Regions from separate parts of the Homo sapiens genome. Here all the other regions are linked to region 3. The links are chromatin contacts, found by Hi-C or POLR2A ChIA-PET in ENCODE. All regions are on one chromosome and are shown on one strand. Each heading gives the region's core, a stretch centred on a gene start or an enhancer-like site at or near the end of the contact. The rest is flanking DNA. Distances are from core to core; before and after follow the strand shown.

Evidence for each region. Hi-C counts contacts between places; a loop is a spot of excess contacts on that map. ChIA-PET counts read pairs that join two places held with the same protein, here RNA polymerase II (POLR2A). Pooled maps may share reads with other maps.
Region 1: a loop to region 3 is called in a map of mammary epithelial cell, with 5 times the contacts of the local background. The contact joins two enhancer-like sites. A Hi-C loop is called at or near these places in 2 of 168 maps with a recorded cell type or tissue (Caco-2 and mammary epithelial cell) and 7 of 50 pooled maps.
Region 2: a map with no recorded cell type shows a loop between it and region 3 (2.2-fold over the local background). The contact joins two enhancer-like sites. A Hi-C loop is called at or near these places in 2 of 37 single-sample maps with no recorded cell type and 3 of 50 pooled maps. POLR2A ChIA-PET finds 5 or more read pairs at or near these places in 1 of 52 experiments (OCI-LY7).
Region 4: a pooled map shows a loop between it and region 3 (4-fold over the local background). The contact joins two enhancer-like sites. A Hi-C loop is called at or near these places in 2 of 37 single-sample maps with no recorded cell type and 2 of 50 pooled maps. POLR2A ChIA-PET finds 5 or more read pairs at or near these places in 1 of 52 experiments (T-cell).

The regions. Positions count from the first base shown.
Region 1 is chr20:18,900,985-18,903,688 of GRCh38, forward strand. No RefSeq gene overlaps it. Among named protein-coding and RNA genes, the nearest start is that of SCP2D1-AS1, 72 kb to the left of the region's middle. Within about 2 kb of position 1,312, at least 2 of the 41 ENCODE cell types and tissues checked have a DNase peak (open chromatin) inside an H3K27ac peak, as active enhancers do.
Region 2 is chr20:18,738,391-18,741,222 of GRCh38, forward strand. All of the region lies in intron 4 of DTD1 (D-aminoacyl-tRNA deacylase 1), which reads left to right. Among named protein-coding and RNA genes, the nearest start is that of DTD1-AS1, 41 kb to the left of the region's middle. Within about 2 kb of position 1,526, at least 9 of the 41 ENCODE cell types and tissues checked have a DNase peak (open chromatin) inside an H3K27ac peak, as active enhancers do.
Region 3 is chr20:18,410,888-18,413,877 of GRCh38, forward strand. It overlaps DZANK1 (double zinc ribbon and ankyrin repeat domains 1), which reads right to left. Exons shown (of 21, transcript NM_001367614.1): 13 at 1,759-1,966. Among named protein-coding and RNA genes, the nearest start is that of LINC00851, 33 kb to the left of the region's middle. RefSeq lists an enhancer at 1,695-1,744 and a silencer at 2,615-2,664. Within about 2 kb of position 1,569, at least 4 of the 41 ENCODE cell types and tissues checked have a DNase peak (open chromatin) inside an H3K27ac peak, as active enhancers do.
Region 4 is chr20:18,877,992-18,880,845 of GRCh38, forward strand. No RefSeq gene overlaps it. Among named protein-coding and RNA genes, the nearest start is that of SCP2D1-AS1, 49 kb to the left of the region's middle. Within about 2 kb of position 1,365, at least 2 of the 41 ENCODE cell types and tissues checked have a DNase peak (open chromatin) inside an H3K27ac peak, as active enhancers do.

The DNA.
Region 1 (2,704 bases), core at 62-2,561, 490 kb after region 3:
GGAGGGTCGCTTGAGGACAGGAGTTCAAGACCAGCCTGGGCAACATAGAAAGACCTCCTCTCTACAAAAAATAAAGAATTAGTTGGATATTTTGGTGTGTGCCTGTGGTCCCAGCTACTTAGGAGGCTGATGTGGGAGGATCACTTGAGCCCAGGAGGTTGAGATGGCAGTGAGCTGAGATCACACCATTGCTGTCCAGTTTGAGCAACAGAGCAAGAACCTGAGTCAAAACATAAATAAAAAAAAATGTGAAGTGCACAGAAGAGGGCTGGGCACCCAGAACTGGTGTATTAGTCTGGTTGGGCTGCTATGACAAAATACCACAGAGTGGGTGCTTTGAGCAACAGAATTTTTTTTCTCACCATCCTGGAGGCTGGAAATCAAATATCAAGGTGCCACCGGGTTGATTTCTGGTGAGTGTTTCTCTCCTTGGCTTGCAGGTGGCCACCTTCCCAAATGGTGCCCTTATTTGGCCTTTCTTCTGTGCCTGCACATCCCTGGTGTCTCTTCCTGTTCCTATGAGGACACTAGTCAGATTGGATTAGAGTCCCACCCTAACAGCCTCTTTTTTTTTTTTTCCTTTTTGCCTTTACCTGAGAATCTAATGCTTTATTTAACCTTAATTACTTCTTTAAAGAAGCTAACTCCAAATACATCCACATTGGGGGTTAGAGCTTCAACCTATGAATTTGATGGGACACATTCAGTCCATGACAAATGGTGAGAAGGCTCTGAGGTCATCTGGGTGCAGTCCCAACAGTATCTATGCAGACACTTTAAGCTAAGGCCTCACGAAACCTTCTTTAGTAACCACTTCACATTGTGGGTTCATAGTAAGTGTTCTATTACCCAAATCCTCAACACCAGAGCTGTCTCCAGCCTATACCTATACAGTTTACCATAGCCATGCTCTTGGTCTTTACCCATCTTCAGGGATGGAGCACTCCCCTAGAGCTGAAAAGATCTCTGAAAGAGCTGAATCCATGGCTTCATTTTGCAGATGGAAGAAAATAAGGCTGGGGAAAGCCAAATGCCTCCCTGGAAGTTGGTGTCCTCATGGTAGAGTTGAGCTCACCGTCCAGACCTCTAGACTGAGCAGGGGAGAAAGACCTAACTTTCATTGCATGCTGCTTCTTTTTTATGTGCAAAGGAATGTGTAGCTGTTTTCCCCCATCAGATTTGCATATTCTCTTCTGGCTGCCAGGGGTGCAACCTTTTTCTCAGGGTTAATGGTATTTACATCAGTCTGAGACATCAACAGGCGCTCAAGACCCAGACTTTGCAATTAAGCCATTCCATAAGCAAAGAGGAGCTTATGGAGCTTTGTGACAGGTTGAATATTTATAAGCAGGCTTATCTTAATTAAGATTGCTGAGTGGCCAAGCTGGAATGTGTTTTCCTCTTTCACACAATGTCTTTCAGCTGGGAGGTCACTGGCGGTCAGGTTTTTGGGATGGTGGGTGGGGGAAGATTTGGCGATTGAATGAGCCACCTGCAGAAGATGGGAGAGGGTCAGCAGCTCATTCACAGGCCACCCTGAAGAACTTCTCTTGAGCAATCTGTTTACTTACCCAGCCAGCTCACGCTTAGGCTGGGGCTTGGCACTAGTTATTCTCTTCAAAGAAGCAATGTGTGCGATAAGCAACATATGCATCTGGCTATGGTTTATGGTAGACTCTGTCTGGTAGGCATGGAGCTATTTCATCTCAGCAGAGTCATCTTTTCTCGCTTGATCCAGCTGGCCAAAGCAAATGGCCTGTGGAACCAACTGGTCCTTGTTTGCCTGGGATGCTTCTGGTTTTAAAAGTCAAAATTCTATATCCTGAAAGTTCTCTTAGTCTGGTAGGTCACTCTATTTTTAGACCAAGAAGAGAAATCTCATTGGAATGAAGGCCCATTACACCTTGGCGGACTCTATTTTAAAAAATTTAACTGACAAGTAATAATTGTATATATTTATGCGGTACAGTGTGAGGTTTTGATATGTGTATACTTATGAAATAATTAAATCAAGCTAATTACTCTGTCCATCACCTAATCTACTTATTTTTTGTAAGAATATTTAAAACCTACTGTTTTAGTAATTTGGAAATATATAGTACGTTATTAGTTGATTTTCACACTGCTATAAAGTTACTACCTGAGACTGGGTAATTTATAAAGGAAAGAGGTGTAATTGACTCACAGTTCCACATGGCTGGGGAGGCCTCAGGAAACTTACAATTATGCTGGAAGGCAAGGGGGAAATGAGCTTGGACCTTTTCAAATGGCGGCAGGAGAGAGAGTGTTAGCAAGAGTGGGGAAAACTGCCTTATAAAACCATCAGATCTCGTGAGAACTCACTCACTATCGAGAGAACAGCATGGGGAAACCACCCCCTTAATCCAATCACTTCCTACCAGGTCTCTCCATAAACACCTGGGGATTACAAGTCAAGGTGAGATTTGGGTGGGGACACAAAGCCTAACTATATCAAGTACATTGTTATTAATTGTGCTTACCATGCTGCCTCTTCTTTACAGTTCAGCTGGAGGCCAAAGCGTTTGGTTTCCTGGGTGTGACCACCTCTACCTCTCCATAGCCATTTTCTCCATAGACTTGCTTGAAGCCTAAGGGATACTCCATTCCCTGTTTTCCCTTCTATAATAGTTCTGTGGATGGCTGAGGGGATGGCAGAAGACTAAGGGGAAAGTAAAGGCGTAGG
Region 2 (2,832 bases), core at 276-2,775, 330 kb after region 3:
GCTTATAACGTGAGGGTGGCTTAAACAGTAAGGAGCCTGGTTGCCTCCCCTAAGGGGAAAGCTGGTTCAGCTGGCTCAACTCTGCCGGGGCTCTCCAGAGACTTCTGTGCACCTCTGGATGTCCCCTCCTCGTTTTGAGAGCTGCACCATTCCGAAGCTCCGTTTCCTCCCCTGACTATGGCCAAGGATAGGAAGGAAGGCAGTGTTTCCTCTCACCTGTGTTTATTAGGGAGGGAAGCCTTTTTCCAAAGACCCTCTGCAGTCCCCTCAGGTCTTGTTGGCTATGGTTTGTGTCACATGCCATGTGACAGGAGAACCAGACATTGCCACCTCTGAAGTAGGAGACTCCTGCCAGCAGGGAGGGAGGAAGGGGCTGGGAAGATGAGTAGCTGCGGTGTAGGCAGCTGGCAGTGGCTTCTCTGTGGGACATTGATGATCATTCAACTACTATCAGGTTATTAAGAGCAAACAAGGTCACATAGGTGGAAATGCTAAGTGGGGATCCCTAACAGGTGACACATATGCACCCCATCAACATTATGGTCCAGATACATGTTTGAAAAGAAAGTGCGAATGTTCTTAGGTAGCGCTTGTCCTCTGCAGTGTGTCCTCAGGCCTTAGGTGGAGCTTGTCCTCTGCAGTGTGGCCTCAGGCCTTAGGTGGAGCTTGTCCTCTGCAGTGTGTCCTAAGGCCTTAGGTGGAGCTTGTCCTCTGCAGTGTGGCCTCAGGCTCCACCCTGCCATATTGTCTTACTCTTGGCCACTTAACTCATTTTGCTTCCTGGCTGGTCTCTCAAGGCATTTAAGTTTGCAGGCCCTGAAATCAGGCATTATAAGATCAATGTTCAACTAGTTCATTCTTAGATTGTGCAATTAGAGCTTGGGCATCTTAATTAAAAAGAAAAACGCTTATGTTTTCAGTGGATTTAATCATGAATTGGGTGAGTCTGGATCTGCATATTCCAGTCCCCCCTCTTTTGGCACACGTGTTCCCAAGCTTCACTGTGAAAGGTGCAGGCTGACCACAGGATCATCACCTGGCCCCTGGTGGTGTCTGTGTGTCCAGGGCAGCTTTTGGAAGGCTGGGTTTCTCTCTAAGGCGCTAAAGCCAGCATGGTTTGGACAGTCTCTCCCTTACAATGTGGGCTTTCTTGCCAGTTGATTAAAAACAAGCAAACAGACAAAAACCCAGAAGTACTCTATTTCAGTGTTTGTAGATTGTATGTTCACAGACCTGTAGTGGTTTATATTCTCCTTGACATGCATCTCCTCTTAATTTGAAAGCTGTTGACATTTTGCTTGAGCTCATATGCAGTACCAGTTTCTTTTCTTCTTCTTTTTTCTCATTTGTTTCCTTAAAAAAAAAAATCCAGCTGCTTTCTTGCTTTGAGATGTAAATTCCACATTTTGGCTGCATTGGATTCCAAGTTTTCCCAGAAAAGGCTTAAATTTATTAGGTTAGTTCACAATGTTCTCACAGAGAACTTGAGTTTGCGGCATGGAGCCATATGTGGTTGGGTTGTTTTAAGATAAATACTGTAAGAGAGTCAGCATTACATCACTGGCAGAAATGTGGGCTGTGCCTGTCATTTAAATAGTTATCACATGTGATTTAAAAGCTGGCTCTCGGTGGGAGGGGATAGGGTTGGAGGGGAAGGTCAGATGGATGTTTCTGCATCTGTGGTGTCTGTGCCTCTGCCTCAGCACAGAGTCGAATGACACTACGAGGAGCTGAGAAGCCTCCAGAGGGCTGTGCTAATTGGGGTTACTCCCCATCGTCCTCTCTGGATCTGGTTCTCAATAGCATAAAAGAGTACAAAGTGAAGAACAGGCTGGGTCACAAAGAGGCCTTTGCATGAGATTACTTAGCAAGGGGGAGGAGGTTTATTTAATTTTGTGACTGTTGATATTCACATTTTGTTTTTTTTTTGTTTTGTTTTGTTTTGTTTTTAATCTCTGAAGATGAGAAACAAAACTGAGAGGGCATCTTGCTTTTTAAAAATTGTACTTTCTCAGCATCTAATTTGGACCTGTTCATGAGTATTTATATATGTGTGTATATGTGTATGCATCTACACACAAGTAAGACATACAAGTATGAACACATGGATGCGAATATAAAATGTCAATTGCTGGCAGCAGAAGGCAGCTTACCACAATTTACTGCAGAACACCAATTTCAAGATATTTGGATTTTATGAATCAGGAATATAGAAAACAAAAAGAAATTGGGGAGTCTAGCATGGATTGCTAACTTATGATTTCCAAAATTGCTTAATTTTTTAAATTATAGTAAAATACACATAAAACTTACCATCTTAACCATTTTAAGTGTATAGCTTAGTAGTAATGGGTATATCCACATTGCAAAAATCCAAAATCTGTTTGCAAGAAAGGGAATGAGACAGAAGGAGTCCTGTATACTGTCCTTATCATTTCATCAAAGAAAGAGCATTTTAATACCAGAAGACAGACGAAAGGAAAGAAGCCTGTTATTTTAGATGCAGGAAATTCCTCCTAACCTGTGGCAGAATAGTCAAGAGAAAAATATTTTTCCATGGAAAAGTAATACTACAAAGAACTATGTAACAAGCAGCTCTGTGTGGCCATTTCTCAGATTTTAAAAATGCTAGCTTTTTGTCATCTTTGCTCCAGATCATTCATTCCTACTTAAAGTGCTGCTGCATGAACTGTTTGTTACCAGGCCATGGCGAAACAAAGAACAAAACTGAGACGGCATCTTACTTTTTAAAACTAAAATTGTACTTTCTCAGCATCTAACTTGGACCTGTTCATGAGTATTTATATATGTGTGTATATGTGTATGCACACT
Region 3 (2,990 bases), core at 319-2,818:
CTGCAGTGTGCCATGATTGTGCCACCGCACTCCAGCCTGGGTGACAAAGTGAGATCCTATCTCAAAAGAAAGAAAGAAAGAAAATGAAGGTACACCAAACTTATGGGACGCAGTGAAAGCAAAGCTCAAACAGAAATTTATAGCAGCAAATGTTCACATTCTGAAGAAAGATCTCAAAATCATCACCCTAATCTTTGACCTTAAACGAGGAAAAGAAGAGCAAAGTCAACTTAAAGTAAGAAGAAAGAAGGAAATCATGATGAGAGTGGAATTTAGTGAAATACAGAATATAAAAATAATAGAAAATCAATAAAACCAAAAGTTGGTTCTTGGAAAAGATCAATGAAATTGATAAACCTTTAGTAAGATTGACCAAAAAAAGTGACATCTCAAGTTACTAGAATTAGAAATGAAATAGGAGATGTTATCACCAACTTTATTGAAATAAAAAAGATTATAAAAGAGTATCACAAACAACTGTATGCTAATAAATTAATCAGATGAAATAGATAAATATCTGGAAAAACACAAACTACCAAAACTGATTCAACAAGAAATAGAAAATCTGAACAGACCTATAAAAAGTAAAGAGTAATCAGAATTGCCCACTAGACAAACATCAGATCCAGATAGCTTCACAGGTAATTTACCAAAATTTAAATAATAGTTAATACCAATTCTTCATAACCACTTCAAAAAAAAAGAAGTGTTTCTATAAGGCTACCATTATCCTGATACCAAAATCAGACAGACAGTAGAAGGAAAGAAGAAAACTGCAGACTAATATCTCTTATAAATATAGACACAAAAGTCTTCAAGAAAATACTAGCAAACTGTCTTAGTCCATTTGTGCTGCTATAAACAAAATACTTGAGACTGGGTAATTTATAAAGAACAGGAATTTATTTCTCACATTCTGGAAGCTAGAAGTCCAAAATAAAGGTCCCTGCAGGTTAGGTGTCTGGGGAGGGCCTGGTCTCTCTGCTTCCAAAATGGTGCCTCGTTGCTGCATCCTCCAAAGGAGGGCAACGTTGTGTCCTCACATGGAGGGAGGGCCAAAGGACAAAAAGGGGCCTTAACTCATTCCCTCCAGCCCTTTCATAAGGCACTGATCTATTCATGAGGGCTCCATCCTCATGATCAATTTCCAAAACGTCCCGCCACTTAATACCACCACAATAGAGATTAAATTTCAAAATGAAATTTGAAGCATGTAGCTGGGACCACAGGCATGCACCACCACAAATGACTGCTTTAAAAAAAAAATTGTAGAGACAGGGTCTCACTTTGTTGGCCAGACTAGACTCAAGAGATCCTCCAGCCTTGGCCTCCCAAAGTGCTGGGATTGCAGGCATGAGTCACCACAACTGGCCCAAATTATAGACTTAAAAATAGTCAAAATGGTGAATTTTATGTTATTTAAATTTTACAATTAAAAAAAGGGATAATGGCAGATAGCAATAGCACTGTGCACTAACAACATGCCGTCACGACAAAAGAAACCCACATGCGCCATGTGACTGAGGAACTAGACTACAGGGCTATGAGCTAAAACATCAGAATACTGAAAGTTTAAGAAGGAGCTTACAGGAAGAGCTTCTTTTTCCAATACAAAGAAAATTACTTGAAAAAGAGGAAAAGAAAGAAACTTACTTCTTACACATACAAATAAATCTAAAAGGAAGAGAAAATGAAATGTTCTTTCACAGAAAGAGTGAATTCCCTCCCGACCAGAAGAAAGGGCATCCTCCCCCTTACCTCTTCCTGGGCTGATGGCTGTCAGGAGGGGTTTATGGTCACTCATTTTCTCCTGCCTCTGCTTTTGAGAGGCTAGTTCCTGTTCCTTTTTTGCTAGCAGCTTGCCAGATGGGTAGAAGAGGCCAACAGTCTGTGTTCCTATGTCCCTCTTAGTCCCAACATCAGATCTGGGCAAAGGAATATTCAGGGACTGCCAGGCACATCGGGGCCATGCGTGAGGCAGAAGACATTTTTAAAATTAGAATATAATTTAATCAATCTTGCATTTTACTTATAGAAAACAACTCTAATCAGAATAAAAAGTATCTCAAGAAAAGTGTACTTGGAACTAATAGGGTTTTCCAGCCTTTGCCTCATCTTCCTTGCTCCTGTCTTTCTCAGCAACTTCCAGCCTGATCCAGGATTAGCCATTTATTATCTAAAAGTCAGCAAATCAAGGGGTGTTTGCCGGCCTGCTTGATGCCTGGAAGATATCTATCCTTTTCAGCTCTGTAATCCAATAGAGCATAGACTTCACTACTAATCCACACTCAGCCACTGGTCACCAACATTTTCTCTAACATACTTTCCTGCATCTAAACCTGGGGACCTGAGAGGACTACCATGAAAGGTTGTGCGTTGCACAACGTCACTGCATTCAAAGTAGTACCATTCATATGGTGAACATCATATATTTGCATATGTATTAGGGTAATTTTTCTAGTAGAGAAACCAGTATATTACAAGCAATTTCCAATAGATGGCAGTCAAGTGTCTTGAGAAAAGAACACCTTTGTTTCATTTGCACAAAGGAATAAGGGCTAGTGGCAGTTTAGGATTTAAATCTTTCAAACTGGGTTAAGAAAGCCATGAACGGCTGGGCATGGTGGCTCATGCCTGTAATCTCAGCACTTTGGGAGGCCACGGTGGGTGGATCACGAGGTAAGGAGTTCGAGATCAGCCCGACCAACATGGTGAAACCCCATCTCTACTAAAAATACAAAAATTAGCCGGGCATGGTGGCACGGGCCTGTAATCCTAGCTACTCAGGAGACTGAGGCAGAAGAATTGCTTGAACCTGGGAGGCAGAGGTTGCAGTGAGCCAAAATTGCACCATTGCACTCCAGCCTGAGCAACACAGCGAGACTCTGTCTCAAAAAAAAAAGGTCATGAACTCCCTAAAACTGCATACAAAGTGCTGAGTGTATCCTCTAATAATGATCAATCTTTAACTTCTTATAATAAAGAGATAA
Region 4 (2,854 bases), core at 115-2,614, 470 kb after region 3:
CTGATAGGTTTTTCTTTATAGGTTACCTGGTGCTTCAGTCTTACAGCACTTGAGATTCTTTCCTTCATTGTCACTTTATATAACCTGATGACAATGTGCCTAGGTGATGATCTTTCTGCGATAAATTTCCCAGGTGTTCTTTGTGCTTCTTGTATTTGGATGTTTAGATCTCTAGCAAGGCTGGAGAAGTTTTCCTTGATTATTCCCCCAAATATATTTTCCAAACTTTTAGATTTCTCTTCTTCCTCAGGAACACTGATTATTCTTAGGTTTGGTCATTGAACATAATCCTAGACTTCTTGGAGGCTTTGTTCATATTTTCTTATGCTTTTTTCTTTGTCTTTGTTGGATTGGGTTAATTCAAAGATCTTGTCTTCCAGCTCCGATTTTCTTTCTTCTACTTGTTCAATTCTATTGCTGAGATTTTCTAGAGCATTTTTGCATTTCTATAAGTGTGTCCAATGTTTCTTGGATCTCTGACTTTTTCTTTATGCAATCTATTTCCTTCAATATTTCTCCCTTAATGTCTTGTATAATTTTTTTTATTTCCTTGCATTGGGCTTCACCTTTCTCTGGTGCCTCCTTGATAAGCTTAATAACTAACCTCCTGAATTATTTTTCAGGAAAATCAGGGATTTCTTCCTGGTTTGGATCCATTGCTGGTTAACTAGTGTAATATTTTTTTGTGGGGCGGGGGTAGGGGTACGGTGTTAAAGAGCCTTGTTTTGTCATATTACCAGAGTTGGTTTTCTGGTTCCTTCTCATTTGGGTAGGCTCTGTCAGAGGGAAGATCTAGGGCTGAAGGCTGTTGTTCAGATTCTTTTGTCCCATGGGGTGTTCCCTTGATGTAGTACTGTCCTCCTTTTCCTATGGATGTGGCTTCTTGTAAGCCAAACTGCAGTGATTGTTGTCTCTCTTCTGGGTCTAGCCACTCAGCAAGTCTACCAGGCTCTGGGTTGGTACTGGGGTTTGTCTGCATAGAGTCCTGTGATGTGAACTGTCTATCACTCTCTTAGATGTGGATACCAGCACTTGTTCAGTTGGAGGTGGCAGGGGTGTGAAATGCACTCTGTGAGGGTTTTTAGCTTTGGTGGCTTAATTCTCTAAAGCTGATTGGCCTTCTGCTACTAGGTGATGCTTTCCTGAGAGCATCAGCTGTGGTAGTATGGACAGGAACTGGTCATGGGCGGGGCCCTAGAACTCCCAAGATTATATGCCCTTCATCTTCAGCTACCAGGGTGGGTAAGGAAGGCCCATCTGGTGGGGGCAGGGCTAGGCATGTCTGAGCTCAGACTCTCCTTGGGCCAGTCTTGCTGCAGCTGCTGTGGGGAATGGGGGTGAGGTTCCCAGGTCAATGGAGTTGTGTACCTAGCAGGATTGTGGCTGCCTCTGCTGAGTCATGCAGGTTGTCAGGGAAGTGGGGAAAAGCTGGCAGTCACAGGCCTTACCCAGCTCCCACACAAACCAAAGGGCTGGTCTCACTCCCACCTTGCCCCACCCCACAGTCCAGAGTCTCTTTCTAGGCAGTGGGTGAGCCAGGCTTGAGAACTTGCCCCAGGCTACTCGCCTCCCAGCTGGGAAAGAAAATGGCTTGGTTCCTTCCCAATCTGTGGAGTCTGCACACTGGATTCGTGCCCTCCCCCAACTTCTGGCTGGGAGGCTTCTCACCCAGTTCAAATTATTACAAAGCTCAGCTGGAGATTTCCTTCTCCCTGTGATGTTTTTCCCCACTCCTCTGGTTGCCCTCCTGATGGATCCCTGTGGTGCCAGGCAGGAATGGCCTGTTTGGGGACCCAGTGAGCTCTCAGTGCCTTTCTTGCTGCTTCCTCCACCCCTGTATTTCACTTGGCTCTCTAAATTGACTCAGCTCCAGGTAAGGTCAGAAACTTCTCCCACAAACAGACCTCCAGTTTCTCCAGTGGGGATGTGTTCAGGAGAGGAGGATCTCCCTTTCCCACTTCTGCAGTTGGGGGCACTTGCAGTATTTGGGGTGTCTCCTGGGTCCTGCAGGAGCAGTCCACTTCCTTCAGAGGGTCTTTGTGTCCTCTTGGTATTACTGGTTTGTTCTTGCAGTTGAACTGGAGCTAAAATTCACAGTGCAAGCCTCTGCATGCTGCTCTGTCCCTCTAAGTTGGAGCTGCAATCTAGTCCTGCCTCCCGTCCACCATGATGATCCCCTCTCCCCTTTAACTTTTAATCCATATGTGTATTTATATTTTAAATGGGTTTCTTGTATACAACATATAGGTGGGTATTGTTTTTTAATCCACCTTGACAATATCTGCCTTTTAACTTGTACATTTAGACCATTGATGCTCAAAGTAATTATTGATAGAGATGGATTAATATCTAATGTATTTATTCCTGTTTCCTATTGATTACCCTTGTTCTTTTTCCTATTTTTGTTTTCCACTCTTCTGCCTTTTTGTGGTTTTAGTTAATATAATTCTATTTTCTCTCTTTTATTAGCATATTAGTTATGCTTCTTTTTTCTTCTTACCTTTTTTAGTGCTCACCCTAAAGTTTTCAATATGCATTTATAATTAATCCAAGTCCACTTTCAAATAACACTATACTCTTCACTTGTAGTGTGAGTACCTCATAATAACAAAATGTTCCTAATTCTTCCTTCCTGAGCCTTGTATCATTGCTGTCATTCATTTTACTTACACATAAGCATATATAGGCATATATACACATACACACACAAATAAGCATATATAATCAAATATATTTCTGTGATTATTTTGAACAAAATATTGTCTGTTAGATCAATTAAGAAGGAGAAAAATAAAAACTTTAATTTTACCTTGAATATTGCTTCTTTGATGCTTTTTCCTTCTTCACATAGATC